4 separate regions of the Homo sapiens genome follow, and all the other regions are linked to region 4. The links are chromatin contacts, found by Hi-C or POLR2A ChIA-PET in ENCODE. All regions are on one chromosome and are shown on one strand. The core of a region is the stretch at or near the end of the contact, and the rest is flanking DNA. Distances in the headings are between cores, read along the strand shown.

Region 1 (3,229 bases), core at 317-2,816, 1.5 Mb after region 4:
AGTTTGTTGTATAGATGAACTCTCCCTAATTCTGGTTAGGTCTGATCGGAGGGCCTGACTGCAGAATAAAGTAGAGATGCTTAGGGTGGTGGGTGAAGGAGTGAGGATTAGGGCACCGAGTTTACTCCTCTAGTAACACTACCTGGGTCAGACGGGGCAGTTATCAGTGACTCCCAACTTATAGCCTTTTCCTCTGGGTGTGTAGAGACTCTCAAAGATTTCTTCAGTAGACACGGTTTTTGCTTCTTCTCTCCTGTCCTGGGACATTTTATGATCCTGACCCCATTCTTACCCTTCCTACCAGCACCTGCTCAGCACGCTCTGGAAACAAAGAACACTCTATCCTCTCACTGTAAATTGACTGTAGAGTCCAGGCTAGGGACACCACGACATCATCCCTGTAGCTGCTAGTTCTTTCATGCCATCACTGAGCCGGGAGCCCCGGAAACTTAGCTTGGAGGAGTGGAGCAGTAGGGCATCTTAAAATGTTTTTTTGTTTGTTTGTTTTAGATGGAGTTTTGCTCTGTCTCCCAGGCTGGAGTGCAGTGGCGCTATCTTGGCTCACTGCAACCTCTGCCTCCTGGGTTCAAGAGATTCTCCTGCCTCAGCCTCCCTAGAAGCTGGGATTTCAGGCACGCGCCACCATGCCCAGCTGATTTTTGTATTTTTAGTAGAGATGGGGTTTCACTATGTTGGCCAGGCTGCTCTTGAACTCCGGACCTCAAGTGATCTGCCCGTCTCAGCCTCCCAAACTGCTGGGATTAAAGGCGTGAGCCACCGAACCCGGCAAATCTTAGAATTTTTGAGAGGAAGGGACCTTCAAGAGACAAACGCAGTTCAGGGACGTGGGGCTATTGCCCACAGTCACCAGTTGGTTCTCTTTTTTTGGGGGGGTGGGGGGATAGGGTCTTACTCTGTCGCCCAGGCTGGAGTGCAGTGGCACGATCTTGACTCACTGCAACCTCCGCCTCCCGGGTTCAAGTGATTCTCCTGCTTCAGCCTCCCCAGTAGCTGGGATTACAGGCGCGCGCCCCCAAGACCTGCTAATTTTTGTATTTTTAGTAGAGACGGGGTTTCAGCATGTTGGCCAGGCTGGTATCGAACTCCTGACCCCAAGTGATCCGCCCTCCTCGGCCTCCCAGAGTCCTGGGATTACAGGCGTGAAGCACTGCGCCTGGCCTAGTTGGTTCTCTTTTTCCCTGTCAGCCTGTAGCGGGAGTGGCTTGCTGTCAGCTCGGGTCCGACACTGCAGGGTTCCCGACCTCCAGCCTCGCCAGGAGAGCGCCGCGTTCAGCGACTCGGAGCCGGGTACCTCCTGCCTGCTGGATTAGGTAGAAGGAGAAGCTCAGCCAATCCTGAGGGCTCGGAGGCAAGGAAGGCGGGACGAAGAGGAAAAGTTGAGGACAGGAGCGTCACCCAATCCAACGCCTGACTGCAAAAGCGATGGCGGCGAGCACCCAATTGTAGACGGCAGTTAGAGGGAGGATGGTTAGTGGAGAGCGGACCAATCCGTGACAGGGGAGGGCAATCTTAAGCCAATTAAAGCTGAGAAGGTGGGAAGGGGCGGAGCTCGCCCTGTGGCTGCTCGGTGGTGGGTGAGGTATCAGCTTTCTCCGCTAGTTCCCACCCTGGTAGTCCTTAGCCCCTGGAATGCGTGAGGGAGATGCTTAGGGAGTTCTCGAAGTGGGGCGTAGAGGCATCGCCTGGCAAGGCCTGGGAGCGAAAAAGATCTCTACTTCGTGGAGCCGTTGGACGCTACCGGGTGGGCATCAAGGAAGCGGAGGGTGGCTAAGGGGCGGGACTTCCGGGGGCAGGGCTTATCGGACGGGGGTGGGGCCTGTTCTAAGGTTAGGCCGAGGTGGGCGGAGCTAATGGGAGAGCTTTGGGTGTGACCTAGGAGAAAGAAGGGCAGTAACTTAAGCGATTGTTTTGGAGTGGCAAGTGATAGTTAAGGGCTGATAAGGTTGCTGGGGAGGTTACCTGTCTTAACTCACTGCCCTTTTTTCTCAGGGAGCCACTGGTGGGGACCTTTTTTGGGCCCCCTTTCCTTCGTGGGGTACTATGGAGTTCCCAGAACACAGTCAGCAGCTGCTGCAGAGCCTCCGGGAGCAGCGGTCCCAGGGTTTCCTTTGTGACTGCACCGTGATGGTGGGTAGTACCCAGTTCTTGGCCCATCGGGCTGTGCTGGCCTCCTGCAGCCCATTCTTCCAGCTTTTCTACAAGGAGCGGGAATTGGACAAGAGGGATCTGGTGTGTATTCACAATGAAATTGTCACAGCCCCAGCCTTTGGGCTGCTTCTGGACTTTATGTATGCTGGCCAGCTGACCCTGAGAGGGGATACCCCTGTGGAGGATGTGCTGGCAGCTGCCAGCTACTTGCACATGAATGACATCGTCAAGGTGTGTAAGCGGCGGCTTCAAGCCCGGGCCCTGGCAGAGGCAGACAGTACCAAGAAGGAGGAGGAAACCAACTCACAGCTTCCTAGTTTGGAGTTTTTGTCTAGTACTTCCCGTGGCACCCAACCTTCGTTGGCATCTGCTGAGACATCAGGCCACTGGGGCAAAGGGGAATGGAAAGGCTCTGCTGCTCCCTCACCTACTGTCCGTCCTCCAGATGAGCCACCAATGTCTAGTGGGGCTGACACTACACAGCCTGGCATGGAGGTTGACGCACCACATCTGCGGGCACCTCATCCACCAGTGGCTGATGTCTCTCTTGCCAGCCCTAGTAGCTCCACTGAGACCATTCCTACAAACTACTTCTCTTCTGGCATCTCAGCAGTTTCATTGGAGCCACTGCCATCTCTTGATGTGGGTCCTGAGAGTCTGAGGGTGGTGGAACCAAAGGATCCTGGAGGACCACTGCAAGGCTTCTATCCCCCAGCCTCAGCCCCAACGTCAGCCCCAGCCCCTGTCTCAGCTCCAGTTCCATCCCAGGCTCCAGCCCCAGCTGAAGCTGAGCTGGTCCAGGTGAAAGTTGAAGCTATTGTGATCTCTGATGAAGAGACTGATGTGTCAGATGAACAGCCTCAGGGTCCTGAGAGAGCTTTCCCATCTGGAGGAGCAGTGTATGGGGCACAGCCCTCCCAGCCAGAGGCTTTTGAAGACCCAGGGGCAGCAGGACTGGAGGAGGTGGGGCCAAGTGACCACTTCCTGCCAACAGACCCTCATCTACCCTACCATCTGCTGCCAGGTGCAGGGCAGTATCATCGAGGACTGGTGACCTCAC
Region 2 (3,296 bases), core at 91-2,590, 1.6 Mb after region 4:
GAGCCGAGACCGGGAATGGGCTACCTACACCTGTGTGCTGGGCTTTCACGTCTACGGTGAGCAGGGGCGTGGAAACCTGCTGGAAGGGTGGGGGACAAGGTGGAGCCCAGTTTGGGCTTGGAACGCTGGGCGTGTGTCGTTGGGTGAGAGTCCAGAAACCTGAAGATCCAGCCCAGGAGGCCCCTCGGGACCGGGAAGGCTTGCCTGGAACGCGGCAGTGGGTGGCCGCGGCTGCCGGAGCGCCTGAAATGGTGTAGCTCTGGGCCGTGGGTGGCGGTGGGTAGGAGGTCGGGCTGAGGCCGGCCGCTGTGCTAGGCGTCTGGCCGGACGGCTCCGATGGGACCGACATCAACTCCCTGTGCCGCTCCCACAACGAGCGCGTGGTGGCGGTGGCCGACGACTTCTGCAAAGTGCATCTCTTCCAGTACCCGTGCGCTCGTGCCAAGGTGAGGCCGCGGGGATCGCCGGGGTGGGACCGGTGGGCCCGAGGGCTCAGCCGCCACCGCAACTCTTCCCTCCGGCCCAGGCGCCGAGCCGCATGTACGGGGGCCACGGCAGCCACGTGACCAGCGTCCGATTCACGCACGACGACTCGCACCTCGTCTCGCTGGGCGGCAAGGACGCCAGCATCTTCCAGTGGCGAGTGCTGGGCGCTGGGGGCGCGGGGCCGGCGCCCGCCACGCCCTCTCGAACCCCCTCCCTGTCCCCCGCCTCCTCCCTCGACGTTTGATCGCTGCCTGGCGGGACCGACTGGCCCGGCGGCGTGGCCCCGCCCCGCCCTGCCCTTCCCTGGCCCAATCCCCCACGACTAGGGGCCGACTCTTTCCTGGACTGACTTCGAGACATTCCCGATCGCGCATTTTCCTGGAGGGCGCGAACGGCGCCCCTGCACACACTGTTTAGACCCGCTGGCTGAGCCGGGCAGCCCCAGCCTAGGCCTTGACTCCCGCTGCCTGCTGAGGGGCAATAAACCAGAACCAAAGTCGCCTCCCGGTGCTTTTGTGGGGCGCTGCCGGGCGCCTCCGGGGCTCTGTGGGGTGGGGACGAAGGAAAAGAGGCGTGCGGAAAGGGTAAGGGAGCGTAGACCATTTATGCAAATGACAGGCAAAGCCGCTTGCAAATAACCTGGCGAAGCGCTAAGGCGCGCGAGTCTTTGGGGCGCGAGGAGGAGCTGCAGGGCTCCAGCGAGGACAGAGTTAAGCCCGACTCCTCTCCCGCCCTCGGAAAAGGGGGTGGGGCCGAGCTGCGACGGAAATAGCCGAGCGGTTGCCCGACAGGAGCCGAACTTCTTCCGGAAGTAGCCGATCTGCGGGGTCTCGCTCTCCGACCTGAGCCGAGCAGTGGGCCTTGTTCTCCGGATCGGCCGAAGGTGTTCCGGAAGGAGGCGAACCCTGAGGCGGGCCCGGCAAGCCTTCCCTGCGGCCGGCAGAGCCCAACGACTAGTGGGACTCCGCGGGGGCGGGGGTAGCTGGAGCCTGGCTCTGGCCTGGCAGGAGCCGAGCTCGTTCCGGAAGAAGCCGAGCGGACGGGGGCCAGCCTCAGCGTCCCGGGAGTGAGGCGATAGCTGCGGCGGCGACAGCGCGGGCCGGGATGAACCGCGACGGCTGAGGCAGCGGAGGTGCCGGCTGCGCGGGCCCCAGTGAGACTCCCTCGAAGCGGCAGCCCACCGTTCGGGGCTTTGCCTCGAGCCGAGCCCTGCCCCCGCGAGCCTCCCGGACCCCTTTGTGCGGCCGGAGGCGGCGGCGGGAACGGCCATGGCGGCCAACATGTACCGGGTGGGAGGTGAGTACCGGGCGCAGGGATACGGGGCCCGGGGCGGGAGAGGTTGGGGTAGGGACCTGAGGGGCTCGGCACCGGGTGGCGCGAGGCGCAGCGTATGGGGCAGCGTGGACCGGAGCGCGGACCGGAACCGGAACCGGGAGACGAGGAGAGAGGGTGCGGGGAACCGCGACGCGGCAGGGCTCCGAGACTCCCAGAGAGAAGCTGCGGGCAGCCCCGACGGCACTTTCGGGGCTGCGTCAGGGGCTCCCCGGGGCACGGAGTGGCCTTCGGAACCGGTTCCGAAGGAGCTGACAGGGTAGGGAGGGAACGCGAGGGGCTGGGGCGACGGCTTTGCCACCGCGGGGGAGCCGCCCGGAGGTTTCCTCTTCCCAGGCGTTATTGTGCGCCTCGATTCGAAAAGGTAGGGGCCCTGCGCTAGAGCGGACAATTACTTCGCCGCGACTGGGGTGCAACTCATCGCTGAGTTGTGGGGACTGCAGGGGAACCCCTGCTTCTTGCCTGTTCCTTAAGGCTCTCTTTTGAGTAAAGGATCTAATTTTAGAACTAGGTGCGGTGGGGATGGGGGACATCCTTATTTTCTCTTAGTCTGTCCACTTTCACATCTCAGCGCCCTTTCTACCTGAATCCTTATCTCCTTTTGATCCACTCAGGCCAACTTTCTCTCCTACCCTGGTGCTCTGCGTCTCCCATCTCCTCTGATCTTCGTGGTTCTCCCCCCTCCCTTCCCTTACAGATTACGTCTATTTTGAGAACTCTTCCAGCAATCCTTACCTGGTTAGACGGATTGAGGAGCTCAACAAGGTGAGTGGAGCAGAATCCCTCTCCCTCCCTCCCGCAGTGGTCTCTTCTGAGGTTTCTAACTTCTGGTGGAAGAGAGGATCCTATACTAAGTACCCATTCATATTCGTTCATTCATTCATTGGATGTATTCAGGAAAGGCTATTGAGAGGTTAGCAGGAACTTTACTATTCTGTCTCTTGGGGGCAAAGGAAAGGGATTTGGAAGTCTATCCTTGAATGTAAGTCTTTACTCATATTTTCTTGGGCTTTTTAATTTAGGTCCCTCTGAAACTTACTGTTATTTGTCTCTTTGTGCATTTCTGTTCCCAGATGATCAATTTCCACTGCTACGTTGTTTTGTTTTTGTTTTTTTCCTCCCCTTAGACTGCAAATGGAAATGTGGAGGCAAAGGTTGTCTGTCTTTTCCGGCGCAGGGACATTTCTAGTAGCCTCAACAGCCTGGCTGATAGTAATGCCAGTGAGTATCTTCCTCCCTTTCTTTTTCTCCTACCCATGATCTGAGGCCTGGGCATGTCCCTGCAGGTATTTCCCCTGGTAGCATGCCCAAGGCAGAGGTGTGAGTTTGGGGGTGGGAAATGCCTGGCCTGAGGAGGGAGGCCTGTTTTTACATGTTGGGGTTGGAAGCAGGGTGGAGAGATTGTGATAAGGAAAGCGATAATATGGTTTGTATATGAGAGTAAGAGAGAGATGATAACATTTAGAGTATGAGGACGA
Region 3 (3,369 bases), core at 535-3,034, 1.0 Mb before region 4:
ATCAGAATCCTGAGACCAAAGGTGTTTGCATATTCATTATTGTCCCTTTGACACTGAGAAGCTCACTAGGGTGATCCAGTCCACCATTTGGGTGCCAGGGTCTGGTAAACAGGCCACAGGGTAACTTGAATGGGACAATCTGTGCTCCACATCTCAAGGGCTTGACATCTGTGATAAACACAAAGGACTGAGGTGCAGCTGGCTGCTCTCAAGGGACAAAATTGCCCTGTTTCAGTGTAGGCTTTGGAAGGGCAATAGTTAAGGAGGAAATAGCCTTCCTGCTCATGGTTAGAAAGCGCCTATAGAAGGAGGGATCAGAAAAACATCCCAACTATGCTCAGCATTGCACAACCTCGTACGTCACAGCGGGAGGGTCCTCCAGCTGCTCCCGCAAACAGGACGAGAACCGCGGGCTCTGCTCGCTTTCTCTGAGGTGCTTTCTCACTGGCTCTTTTTCTTTTTCTGAGATGGAGTCTTGCTGTGTCGCCCAGGCTGGAGTGCAGTGGTGCGATCTCGGCTCATTGCAACCTCTACCTCCTGGGTTCAAGCAATTCTGCCTCAGCCTCCCGAGTAGCTGAGACTACAAGCACCCACCACCACATCTGGCTAATTTTTGTATTTTTAGTAGAGATGGGGTTTCGCCGTGTTGGCCAGGTTGGTCTTGAATTCCTGACCTCAAGTGATCTGCCCGCCTCAGTCTCCTAAAGTGCTGGGATTATAGGCGTGAGCCCCGTGCTTAGCCTGGCTCTGACTTTTACTAATGATGACTCAGCTTAATGCTCTGCATTTCTGACCTCTCAGGAATACAAAGAAATTCTCTGCCCAAGAACTGTTTATATACTGTTTCTAGAAGGGTGGGGCAGCTCCCCCTGCCCTGTGGCACACACTGGCCATAGATGAAAGTGCCTGGTGGTGCTGGGCTCTCATCCCCAGTGTGACAATGCCTCATCTGTGCTTTATTTCTATCACTGCTGTCAATACCACACGGGGTAAGGAACCAAAAACAGAACCCGACCTCAAACTGAAAGCACCCAGCCAGTGTTAGGGCACTACAACACAGTCCCTGCCTATCCCCAAGGGCTGACAAAAGAACACAGCCCTGCTCCTGTGTTTTGGGGGTCTATCTCCTGAGGAGTTCCAACCACTCTCCAGGCCTGATGAACTTGACCAGGATCACAGCAAATCTGGGGAAGAGGGAAGGCACCTGCATCACCTTCATCTGAGGGAGGCAGGGGAGGAAAGGGCAGAACCAGACATGGTTGTCACTGGCACAACCCAAGTCTCTGATTCTGGGGTGAGTTGGGGGATGTTCTTTATTCCAGCTGTGACATCTACCATCCTGGCCCACACTGCTGGTACAAGAAGGTAATGTTACAACTTATTGATTCTGGGATCAGTTCTCATGGCTAAAAGGCGGAAGGTTAGACATCTTATTTTAAAAACCACCTTTGTGACAGACTCGTTTTTAAATGCTTAGCCTCAGGAATATTTGTATTTTATTAGCTCAGCTACAAGCATGCAGATCTTGTGAGGAGATCTACCACCTATACCAACTTCTTTCAAACCCTGGCACTGGGGAAAAGGGACAGGAATGGAGGATGTCAGATTTCTGAATAACTTTCCACTTCCGGCTTTAGCCTCTTCCTGGAACAGTGACTTTCCTCTCAAATGAGAACTGCACAGCTCTCTCATCACTGCTGTAACCTCTCACAGTTCCTTCCGTTTGGTCTATGGCAAGGATTCAAGGCCCCACCCTCACTGAGAGTTTCTATCACCACCAGCTGTAGCCACTGGCAGCTTCCCACGCACCCTGGGGAAGCACTGACTTGGGAGGAACTTGGGCTTACCCAATACAATCACTTACACAACAAGATGTTTGGGGTCTCACAGGATTTCACTGCGTAAGTCATCAAACACTTCTCAAAACCATCCTGGGAAGATTCCCGTGGAATATTAGTTTATACAAAAGGGAGTGAGAAAAGGAACTAAGTATAGAAGAGAAAGAGCAACCAAAGAGTGAGAGCCGATGCAGCCTTGTCAAGTATGTTTATCTTTGTGTTTTACAGAGATGCCTCTTAACTTGCACTTGAAGTTCAAGGGTTCTAGCTGATCTCGGTAGTTCAAAAGGAAGGAAAGAATAGGAACTGCCATGATTTTTTTTTGGAAAAGGAGTTTTGTTCTTGTTGCCCAGGCTGGAGTGCAATGGTGTGGTCTCGGCTCACTGCAACATCTGCCTCCTGGGTTCAAGAGATTCTCCTGCCTCAGCCTCCGCAGTAGTTGGGATTACAGGCATGTGCCACCACGCCCAGCTAATTTTGTAATTTTAGTAGAGATAGGGTTTCACCATATTGATCAGGCTGGTCTTGAACTCCTGACCTCAGGTGATCCGCCTGCTTTGGCCTCCCAAAGTGCGTGAGCCACCACGCCCAGCTTTTTTTTTTTTTTTTTTTTGAGATGGAGTTGCGCTCTTTTTGCCTAGGCTGGAGTGCAACGGCACGATCTTGGCTCACTGCAACCTCTGCCTCCCAGGTTCAAGTGATTCTCCTGCCTCAGCCTCCCAAGTAGCTGGGATTACAGGTGCCCACCGCCACGCCTGGCTAATTCTGTATTTTTAGTACAGACAGAGTTTTACCATATTGGCCAGGCTGGTCTCAAACTCCTGACCTCAGGTGATGTGCCCGCCTCGGCCTCCCAAAGTGCTGGGATTACAGGTGTGATCCACTGAGCCTGGCCCTGCCACGACTTTTAAGCAGTTTCAGTTTCTTAATGGGAAGCTCTGGAGAAACCTAAGAAGCTTAAGGTTCTGTCCAGTATTTTGAAATCTGACCTTCTTGTGCCTTCAATAATTGTTCGTAGACACTGCTTGAAAATGTCTTCAAATGGACTTGTCAGTAGACAATTCTGCAAGAAAGGAAAGGAGACAGATTTAGACGGCAGATGTTTGGTGTTTATTCACTTGTTTAACATTGTTAGGTGACCCATAGAAGTCAGCTGTTGGGCTAGGAGCTGAAGGAGACGCAAAGATGAAAAAGACATGGTCTTTGTCTTAAGGAGCTAAGTCTAGTCGAAGGGAGGAGAAGAGATGTGGGAATTAACCCTCTTGAATGCAATCTGAGAGAGACTAAAAGAAAGAGTACTTTGAAATATTTTCCATGGAAGGTAAAGTATCGTGAGACGAAGGATTGGAGGTCCCAGACCTCAGCCATGGAGATGTCCCAGGAAGGACCATTCGTGTTTTATGCAAAGGACAGCAAGATGAGTTATAAGCTTGGGGTATTGGCCAGGACAGGTTCTTTCACAGGGCAGCCCATGACTGCCAGACACCTGCATTTGTGCTAGTGCTCTTGTGCCTTAGCAGCAGGCATCACA
Region 4 (3,156 bases), core at 498-2,997:
GGCCTCCCAAAGTGCTGGGATTACAGGGGTGAGCCACTGCGCCCAGCTGGTCATAGTTCTTTAAGAGGACAGAGCCTTGGGCAGCTCACAGTACACTGTCACTGCCTGCTGGTGCCCACCTGGGCAGTAGGCAAGGGCAAGGCAGAACCATGGAAACTGGCTTAGAGGCGAGAGGGGACTTGCCCAAGGTCACCTACCTGGCTTATGGAGAACCAGACTCCCAAGCACTCTCTGGTCCTCGGAAGCCCCACCCACTCCCAAAAGGCCCGCCCAACCCACTCACCGTGTAGTGCATGTGCAGGACATCCCCTTTGCGCGATTTGATGGGACAGTGGTCCACCCGCTTCTTGACCCCGATCTGCAGCTTCCTTTTGCCCTCGGCCCCCGTGGCCGTGGCCACGGCGCTCAGGCAGATGGACAGTACTGTCAGGACCCGGAACCAGCTCAGCCTCATGTCTCTGTGGGCACAGACCCCGACCGACCGACTGAACGTGGGGGAGGGCAGGGAGAGTATGGAACACGGGTAGGTAACAGGAGGGTTCCACCGCCACTGTATCTTCCTTGCCCCGGGGGATCCCCTTTGTCCCGGGTCACCGCCCTCTCCCCCGGGCTCCGGGGCCACACTTACCAGTCCAGTGAGAAGGGGGCTTGGCCGAGGACCCCAGCAGCGGGGGGAGGGGGTCAGGGGAGGCCACAGCAGCCAGGGACCCGCCCCTTTGCTCACCCCCATACCTTCCCTCCCTCCCAGTCCCCACCTCCGCTCTTCAGTTCCCGCCTGTCCCTTTACGCAAAGTCCAGACCCTATCTGGCTGCACTGCAGTTGCCCCGACTGGGCGGCCCCACTCACGCCACACCCAGCTGCCCCCGGTCCAGCACACCAACACCTCTGCGGCCGCTGCAGGGGGCCGGCCCCGAGGCACCCACACATCCCCACTGGGTGGCTCCGAGGAGCCCGGGTCCTCGGGAGATACCCCCCAGCCTGGCCCTGTGCTTCCGCCCGGGGCGCCGCCCCAACTCTGAGCCCTTGGGGGTCTCCGGGGCACCCAGACTGGCCCTGTGTCTGCTGGCCGCCGAGCCCGCTCCACCCACACCACCTCTCCCGGTGGAGTTCTCGGCCTACGGCGTCCCCAAGCCCGGCCACCACGGAGACCACCCCCGCGAGGACGCCCGGGGCCATTACTCGGGCCAGGCTCCTCACTTGGCTCCTTGGCACCGCCCTTCGGAGGACGCGGTACCGCCCCCGGGCCTGCAGCCCCGCCTTCGACAGAACTAGACCCCTTTTCCGGAGCCGTAGCCACGCCACTCACCGGCTGAAGCCCCGCCCCCAGCGCCTCCGCTCCGTCCCCCTCTGCTTCCGACCCCGAGGCTCCGCCTTTCACCTCCTCCAGCTCCTCCTTCAAGAGCCAGGCTCCGTCCCCCGACCCTCCTAGCTCCGCCCCCCGCCGCCGGGCTCCGCCTTCCACTGGCACCAGCTCGGAGGTCCCACCCGTCCCGGTTCCACGTCCCGCCCCGAGTCCCAGGACTCCGCCCCGTGCGGCGTGAGAACCCTCCCCCTGCGGCATCTCCGGACAGCTCCGGCCCCCACCCCCAATTTCCTCGTCACCTAGCTCTCGTTGACACTCGGAGCCCGGTCCGCTTCTGCCCGGCCTGATCCAGCCTGCCCTCTTGCACCCCGGCTCCCCCCAGCCCGGGCTGTGGCCCCCGCTCACCTCCTCGCCGCGCCCCCGGAGTCAACCCCGGTGGTGCTGCCGCCTCTGCGCAGGCGCGTCCTCGTCGCTACCAGGCCGGGCCACGCCGCCCTCCCTTATTGGACCGTGCGAAACCCGCGGCCACACGCCCGCTGGCACGGGTCTTTCCCGAGCCCCGCCCCCGCGACGCCGCTGCCCTGCGTCACTTCCGGCGGAGCGGTAGTCTGTAAGGTTAGGTGAAAGTGACTTCCGAAAAGGCCGGAGACACTTCCGGCCGAGGTGATAGTAAGGTCAGGCGGGCGTGGGTTCCCGGAGGGGGTCTTGAGGCGCCATTTCAAGTCGCCCCCAGCCTCTCCCACAGCACTCCTGTTTTCCCGGGCCTCATCATGGCCCACGGCCCTCAGTCGCTGTGGAGCCTGGGCTTCACAGTGACACTCACGTTTGAACTCCCGGTCGGCTGTGTGCTTGGTAGAATTTGTCATCCAATACAGGCGTGTAACACGGGCTTGATGACACCCACCCCACAGGGCCCCTGCAGGACCGAGATGATGTCCAATGACAAGCCCTGGCTTCCAGCCAATGCTCCTGCCCACATCTCTCTCCCAGGAGCCAGGCTTACCTCTACCTGTGCACCTGGGCTGTGACTCATGACTGGAATGATCTGGCTGGGCCTGTTCCCCCACCAGACTTATTTTCAGGCGCCCCAGCAGCCACCAAACATCTGTCAACTGAAGTAATGAACCTGCAGTTGAGAGGCAGCTAAACCTAGGTTGAAGGTTAGGGAGACAGCTGAGTTGAGGTCAAATCCCCCCGGCCAGTTAGCCTTTCTGAGCCTATTTCCTCAATTGTAAAAGGAAGACAATCATGATGCTGACCTCAGAATCGAGCGAGGAGAAAGTGAGGAGGTGCATGTGAAGCATTGTGCGTGACTGGTGGGGCTAACTGGGCTCTGGAGGCGGTAGCTCTGGGGCCCTAACCCCTTTCTGCCTCATGCTAATTGACCTATGGCATGTCCAGTGACATCATGACTGAGAAAATGATTTGAAAGTAGTAATCGCTGTCAGGAATTGTCTCCTGGTTCAACCCACTCCTGCCTTAGGCCCACTAAGATCATACCCACATGCTCTGACCCAACACCTCAGAGAAAGCCTCCATTAGGGTGGCTGCCCCTCCCAGTGGCTGCCCAATTGAGTTAACTCTGCCCCTGAATGTCCTGCTTCAGCAGGCAAAGCAGTGGTGCCCAAGGTTGGCCTTTCATCCACCCCAAACCACTCAGCCCTGGGCACTGGAGGCTGCAGGGAGAAGGGTAGGGGCTGGGCTTGGGCTAGGATAGACAAGTCAGGAGAATCTCAGGCAGCAACTGATGATGAAGGAAGCTGCAGGATGCAAGGGAGGCGAGGGTGGAGAAAACTGTGTGGGTTGGGCGGGCGCGGTGGCTCACGCCTCTAATCTCAGCACTTTGGGAGGC

The links. A loop is a pair of places that touch in the nucleus more often than their neighbours do. ChIA-PET counts read pairs that join two places held with the same protein, here RNA polymerase II (POLR2A). Pooled maps may share reads with other maps.
Region 1: a pooled map shows a loop between it and region 4 (8-fold over the local background). The contact joins the promoter of ZBTB3 here to the promoter of FKBP2 in region 4. A Hi-C loop is called at or near these places in 7 of 50 pooled maps. POLR2A ChIA-PET finds 5 or more read pairs at or near these places in 4 of 52 experiments (H1, WTC11, activated B cell and 1 more).
Region 2: a loop to region 4 is called in a pooled map, with 9 times the contacts of the local background. The contact joins the promoter of MTA2 here to the promoter of FKBP2 in region 4. A Hi-C loop is called at or near these places in 1 of 37 single-sample maps with no recorded cell type and 7 of 50 pooled maps. POLR2A ChIA-PET finds 5 or more read pairs at or near these places in 2 of 52 experiments (PC-9 and activated CD4-positive, alpha-beta T cell).
Region 3: POLR2A ChIA-PET joins it to region 4 with 17 read pairs in PC-9. The contact joins the enhancer-like site here to the promoter of FKBP2 in region 4. POLR2A ChIA-PET finds 5 or more read pairs at or near these places in 2 of 52 experiments (PC-9 and Panc1).

Annotation. Positions count from the first base shown.
Region 1 is chr11:62,752,497-62,755,725 of GRCh38, reverse strand. ZBTB3 (zinc finger and BTB domain containing 3) reads left to right here and starts at 1,566. Exons shown (of 2, transcript NM_001370809.1): 1 at 1,566-1,762; 2 at 2,011-3,229. The coding sequence starts at 2,062. RefSeq lists enhancers at 278-1,155, 2,036-2,913.
Region 2 is chr11:62,599,909-62,603,204 of GRCh38, reverse strand. It overlaps MTA2 (metastasis associated 1 family member 2), which reads left to right and starts at 1,340. Exons shown (of 18, transcript NM_004739.4): 1 at 1,340-1,782; 2 at 2,516-2,583; 3 at 2,946-3,039. The coding sequence starts at 1,755. It overlaps EML3 (EMAP like 3), which reads left to right. Exons shown (of 22, transcript NM_153265.3): 20 at 1-56; 21 at 316-446; 22 at 527-987. The coding sequence ends at 730. RefSeq lists enhancers at 1-336, 845-894, 2,275-2,324, 1,759-2,469 and silencers at 1,645-1,694, 1,765-1,864, 1,945-2,024.
Region 3 is chr11:65,289,331-65,292,699 of GRCh38, reverse strand. POLA2 (DNA polymerase alpha 2, accessory subunit) reads right to left here. Exons shown (of 18, transcript NM_002689.4): 13 at 2,828-2,901. Among named protein-coding and RNA genes, the nearest start is that of CDC42EP2, 24 kb to the left of the region's middle. Within about 2 kb of position 1,784, at least 30 of the 41 ENCODE cell types and tissues checked have a DNase peak (open chromatin) inside an H3K27ac peak, as active enhancers do; they include PC-9, where a contact is called at or near this core.
Region 4 is chr11:64,239,686-64,242,841 of GRCh38, reverse strand. It overlaps FKBP2 (FKBP prolyl isomerase 2), which reads right to left and starts at 1,747. Exons shown (of 6, transcript NM_004470.4): 1 at 1,710-1,747; 2 at 284-458. The coding sequence starts at 454. It overlaps LOC114841035, which reads right to left and starts at 1,747. Exons shown (of 6, transcript NM_001370414.1): 1 at 629-1,747; 2 at 284-458. The coding sequence starts at 1,562. The coding sequence ends at 765. RefSeq lists enhancers at 1-34, 937-1,837, 2,119-2,238, 2,279-2,338, 1,838-2,740 and silencers at 549-788, 819-1,838.